Linked DNA regions of Homo sapiens: region 2 is linked to region 1. A link is a contact called in ENCODE Hi-C or POLR2A ChIA-PET data. All regions are on one chromosome and are shown on one strand. The core of a region is the stretch at or near the end of the contact, and the rest is flanking DNA. Distances in the headings are between cores, read along the strand shown. Region 1 holds the start of NCAM1-AS2 (NCAM1 antisense RNA 2). Region 2 overlaps NCAM1 (neural cell adhesion molecule 1).

Region 1 (2,880 bases), core at 322-2,821:
TTAGGGAAAGAAAGAGGGCGTTCATAAAGCATTAACTTAAGAAAACAGTTAAAGACTAATGGAAGCTTAGCTAGGTTAGCAGATCTTTAAGACCTTTATAGAGGGAATAGTAACTCAAAAACTTACATAAATCATAGCCCACACGTCTACAATGTCTGGATTATATTCCCTGTTTTTAATAACTCTGTTGGATTTAAAACAAATTATCAGTTATTAATATTTCTAAATATGCTAGTATTTATTGAAAGAAAATAATCTTTCTAGGGTTTGGTTAGAGTTGTGAAAGGTTTTCCACATTCTTATATAGCCTTTATTACATTCAGTGAAATTCTGTTTAAAAACACACATTCTCAGTCTTCAAATGAAAATCAACAAAAATATATGGCTCACTATAACTGTGCTCACAGTCAACTTTGTGGAAGCGCACCTTAATTTGCTTAGTGAGAGATATTATATATACTACTTGATTTCAATGTTAGCTTTTGTAAAGTAGCTCTTTGTTCTTAACCGATGGTATCTTGTTAGAAACCCAGTCCTATCCATTCCTTGACTCTTGCAAGTTTAACTGGCAGAAGACTGCAAAATTATCAAGTAAACATGTGACTTAACCATTCCAGATCGTTCAAGCGAACAATTCTTCAAAACATCCAAAATTTATACTAGAATAAACTCAAATTTACTATGCAATTGCACAACCTTTCATTGTATTTCTAAAGAGCAGAGGACACAGAAAGAGGAGAGGGGCAGCCCATCGGACTCACTTGACGTATTAAGGTTAGCTTGCCTTATATGTAAATTTTCATATGCACCCAGCCGAGCACACAAACTCAGTTACCACTGCCCTGGACATGCTACATTTGAGTCCAAAAAAAAAACAAAAAAAAAAAAAACAAAAAAAAAACCTCAGATATATATACATATGTATATATACTTGTTGTTATGTTTTCATTTTCATTCTAACCCTTTGACTTGAATTCTTTGATTTTTTTAAAAAAAAACTATGGTACAAAAGACATTTTAATGGGAAATTATTTCTCTTTGGAAAACCATTCAACTTCTTTCTTTTGTTAAGCAACCTTGTATGTGTTTCACGTTCTGCCTTCTTCCCATCCTCAAGGTACCGGGCCAGGAAAGAGGTCGCTTTCATTCCAGGGAACACTGGTTAGAATGCCTCCCCTGCCTGGGCATCCAGGAACATCCCAGTGGGAATTCCTGGGCCTGCAACTTCCACGGGATCCAAATACTGATGACTGTACCCATCACGATGATGGAAAGGACCGCCAGGCGATCCCCCAAAAGGCCCACCAAATATCCGGGCTCCATTGTCACGCTCCCACCCGGGGGCGAGGATGTCTCAAAAACACCCCCCTTCCCCCGCCCCATGTGGACAGGTCGCGTCGCGGCACCCACGGGCACCGCGGAAAGGGGCATAACCGGGGTGGCCCCCGCCCAGGTGGCAGCGGAGACCCAGGGCCAGGCGGACTAGGCTTGGTCCCCACCCCTCCTCTCCGGGCCCTGCCACGGCCCCGCCCCGCCGTCAGTAGAGCCCCCGGCCCGCGGTCGGCCGGTCAGCGCACGCGCGTAGGTGTGCCTGCCAGGATGCCCTCCCCGGCGACGCGCTCAGGCCCGGATTCCGCGGCGCGAGAGTGAGCGCTGGCGGGGGCGGTGGGATGCTCCAAGTCGGCGTGAAAGAGGCGAGAGTGGGCGAGCACGGGCGGCCGGACCAGGAGCACTCCCGGTGACCACCTAGTCTCCATTTTATTTCCTCGGAAACTGCCGGGCAGGCGGGGGACCGGCCGCAGGGCGGGGTTTCTCTTGGCGGTGAGTGAGCGAGACCGTTAGGCTGAAGCACCGGGAGACTGTCCTGGCAGCTCCTGGCCGCCACCCGCGCCGCAATAAAAGCCTCTCGCGGCTTCCCGCCCAGCCAGCTTCGCACTGATTGGTCGCCGTGGGAGGGACCCGAGTTGGCTGGAGGCGGCGGCCGAGCGCTGCTCTTGTGCCGCCCGCGGAGGGGGCGCACTGGGTGCTCCCTGGCCCGCCCCGTGCGCTCCCCAACCGGGGGTCGGCCGTCCAGGGCAGGTACAACGGTACCTGGAGCTGCGACCGCGACACACAGCCCCTCCGCCCGGCTTTCCTCGATCGCTTCCCAGCACACGCCCCCCGCCCAGAATGTCCGCCCAACCCACCCAGCTCTCTGCGGCCCCTGCTTTTCTTCCTTCCCTCCCGTCCATCAGAGCCAAAGCGCAAATCCTTGGGTGGAGGTGGGGGGATGACAGCTGGAGGGGAGGGTGGGCACGCACAGAAGAATTTTCCAGGGAGGCCGGGATGGAAATAGCCAAAATGAAATGCACCTCCCTGCACACTGCCGAGGTTCTCTGGGCGGCGGCGCAACCCCCGCCACCCGCGGCAGCATCACTACTGTCTTCCTCCCAGCTCCCTATTGTTCACACTTTGCCAGGATCGGGAACCTCGCCCAAAGAAAGGAGACAGGGCGAGGTGTTTCGGGCGGCTACCTGCCATTCTTCTCCCGCCCCGTGCAACACTGGGCACGCGGCGCGTGTAAAGACACACGCGCGCACACGCGCGCGCACACACCAGGCAGCCCCAATCACGCCCTCCTCGCCCTCCGCCCCTCCGCACTTCCTCCTGTCAAAACGCGGCGCTCGACCCTCCCATCCTTCAGTGCTCGCGGCCGAGGGTAGGCTTTGCAACTAACCAGCAATTTGGCAAATGAAAAACTAACGTCATGTCGACTGGGGTGCAACAACGGTCACACCAACAACAACGGCCGTGCGATTCTGCCCATTTTGCCCCATTTTGCAAACCGTTATTCTTCTGGGGCGGGGGAAGCAAAGCAGCGATCCTGACTTTATTAGACCC
Region 2 (2,700 bases), core at 37-2,536, 240 kb before region 1:
ACAAAGAGAGCTGCAGGCCAGTGCTATCCATGCTAAGGCCAGCCAGGACCTTCCCTGTCACTTCCCGTGGCTCTCATTCTCTGGGAACTACAGGCTTATGAAGCCCAGAAGCTGTGTCTATGCCACGGTCACCTAAGTCCTGATCTTTTCTGGAGTTCACTGGAGCATTCCTTAAAGAATGAGAAGCTGAGTCCCCCCAAGAAAGTTTGCTGGACCATATGCTGAGTATTAGCAGCCAGCTTCAACATATGGATCCTGTTACCCTCGTTCAGCCCTTACTGCTTTGAGAAGGATATTCTTATCCCAAGTGAAAAAACAGCCTTCATTTGTTCAGCTCTTTTCAAACAGAACACAACTCTCAAGGGGCAGGAGAACACGGCAAGGCTGAGGAGTTTTCATATCCAAATGCGGCCAGGATCTATCTCTGGGCCATGGAGAGAAAAGGGAAACAAGGCTTTCAAAGGAATTCCCTGCTTAACAGGATCCCACGCACACATTTATCATCACAGAAGTTTTTTTTTTTTTTTTTTTTAAGGGTGTTTCTTTTACTTTATTTGCAAAATATTCTTTTTTTTATTATTATACTTTAAGTTTTAGGGTACATGTGCACAATGTGCAGGTTAGTTACATATGTATAAATGTGCCATGCTGGTGTGCTACACCCATTAACTCGTCATTTAGCATTAGGTATATCTCCTAATGCTATCCCTCCCCCGTCCCCCCACCCCACAACAGTCCCCAGAGCGTGATGTTCCCCTTCCCATCACAGAAGTTTTTAAAGGAAGAGTTATCCATTTAGACGCCTGGCCTTTTGCACAGATGGAAAAGCTAGTGATTCCTCCCTCAAAACACCAGAGACAAAGCTGGCCCAGAGGAACCCCAGGTTCTCTGGAAATCAATGCTTGGATGTTTTCCACTGCAGCACAATGGCTGATTATTCTTCCCCAAACACGAAGCACTGAAATACTAGGTTTAATGATAGTAAGTGGAAATCCTGCTTTGATCTCAAAACTCCTTCCCTCCATTGCTTGCTGCCTGGTCCTTTCCTACTCTGTTACTATTTTCATTGTTCCCAATACAAATTCCTACCTCAACTTTCACCTTTTTTTCAGTTGCATATGTAAGTGGAATTTCGTCACTGGGCATAACTCCCACCTTAAAAGGCACTTATGTAAACATTTCTCACAGACGAAGTATCCCATCTCTTGCTTTCCATAAACACTCCTTGCGTAAATACTGCATCATCTTAGCTGGATTCAAAGACACGTGCTTATGAACCTAGGTATTGGGCTGGGCAGGACCCAGGGGCAGGGACAAGAGGCGCTTCCAACAGTGCTTCCCACGCCTCCAAGAAGCACTCATCCCCCAAGCCCTCTTTTGTGGACAGTTCACACTTTCCAGTTTACAAAACACACTTCATTATTTCATCAAACAGTTCTGAGTGATAAAAAGGCCAATATTATTGTCTCCACTGTATGAACGTGGAAATTGGGGCTCAGAGAAATAAAATAACTTGCTCAGGGTCCCTTAGTTAATGAGCACTAAAACCAAGATTAAAAATCATCTACTTCTAAGGCTTGAACTCTTCCCCTAAACCCCTCAACTACTATAACCTTCTGTCCATCTCCAAATAGGTTTATTATAACCTATTAGTTACCATTTACACTCTTTCCAAATCATAGGCTAGAAAGAGCACAGTCTTTGTACAAAGATCTAACATCAGCCGGGCGCAGTGGCTCACGCCTGTAATCCTAGCACTTTGGGAGGCTGAAGCAGGCGGATCACAAGGTCAGGAGACCCGTCTCTACTAAAAGTACAAAAAATTAGCTGGATGTGGTGGCACACACCTGTAGTCCCAGCTACTCGGGAGACTGAGGCAGGAGAATTGCTTGAACCCGGGAGGTGGAGGTTGCAGTGAGCCGAGATCATGCCACTGCACTCCAGCCTGGGCGACAGAGCAAGACTCCATCTCAAAAAAAAAAAAAAAATTCTAATATCAAGTTGCTGCCATCATTTCTCTCCTGGTTAACTATAACTGGCCTCTTTGCTCATAGATAATCACAGCATTATAGCCTCTATTTTACATATGGGTAAGGGACGCTCAGAGCCATAAGTGATGATAATGATAGGGTCAAGATTCAAGACTGGGTTGCAGTTCCAAGTCCAGCCATTTCTCCCACACTATTCTATCCCTTGTTCACAGACAGAAAAAAAGTTCTGTCTTTTGAGAACCAAACAATCTCCCTCTCCCCACCTCAGTTGAGTAAAATAGCCCCATGGGAGACTGATAGATTTTGAAATGTGTTTTCTGTTTAAATGTCTTTTTTTTTAAACTGATGATATGTTCTGAAAGGAATGCCAACTCTTTTAGCAAATGGCTTCAGGTGTAGATAGATGTTTTGTAACTCCCAACTCCCTAGCAGAAGTAGGCTATAAAGTCTTAGCTGCTGAAGAAAAGTGAATTAAAATTTCAGTTCCTAAAAGATGCTCAGGTGCTTATCAGAAGAGGTGGGCAAAGCAACAGAGAATAATTTGTTCTGATTTCAAAAAAGAGTTCACATGAATCAGCAACTTCTTGCAGTAGTTTTATTTTATCGGTTTTCTTTTCAGATTCCAATGGGCTTGAGGAGGGAGGAGCTGACAGCAGACAGGGAACCAAAGTCTCTCCCGTGGCTAATTGAAAATACTTCCTTGTCAAGA

Evidence for each region. Hi-C counts contacts between places; a loop is a spot of excess contacts on that map. ChIA-PET counts read pairs that join two places held with the same protein, here RNA polymerase II (POLR2A).
Region 2: a map of heart left ventricle shows a loop between it and region 1 (2.9-fold over the local background). The contact joins the enhancer-like site here to the promoter of NCAM1-AS2 in region 1. A Hi-C loop is called at or near these places in 1 of 168 maps with a recorded cell type or tissue (heart left ventricle). POLR2A ChIA-PET finds 5 or more read pairs at or near these places in 1 of 52 experiments (HEK293).

The regions. Positions count from the first base shown.
Region 1 is chr11:112,962,151-112,965,030 of GRCh38, reverse strand. It overlaps NCAM1-AS2 (NCAM1 antisense RNA 2), which reads left to right and starts at 1,571. Exons shown (of 3, transcript NR_120563.1): 1 at 1,571-1,821. All of the region lies in intron 1 of NCAM1 (neural cell adhesion molecule 1), which reads right to left.
Region 2 is chr11:113,197,662-113,200,361 of GRCh38, reverse strand. The region is part of intron 1 of NCAM1 (neural cell adhesion molecule 1); the gene reads right to left. Among named protein-coding and RNA genes, the nearest start is that of NCAM1-AS1, 75 kb to the left of the region's middle. Within about 2 kb of position 1,286, at least 3 of the 41 ENCODE cell types and tissues checked have a DNase peak (open chromatin) inside an H3K27ac peak, as active enhancers do.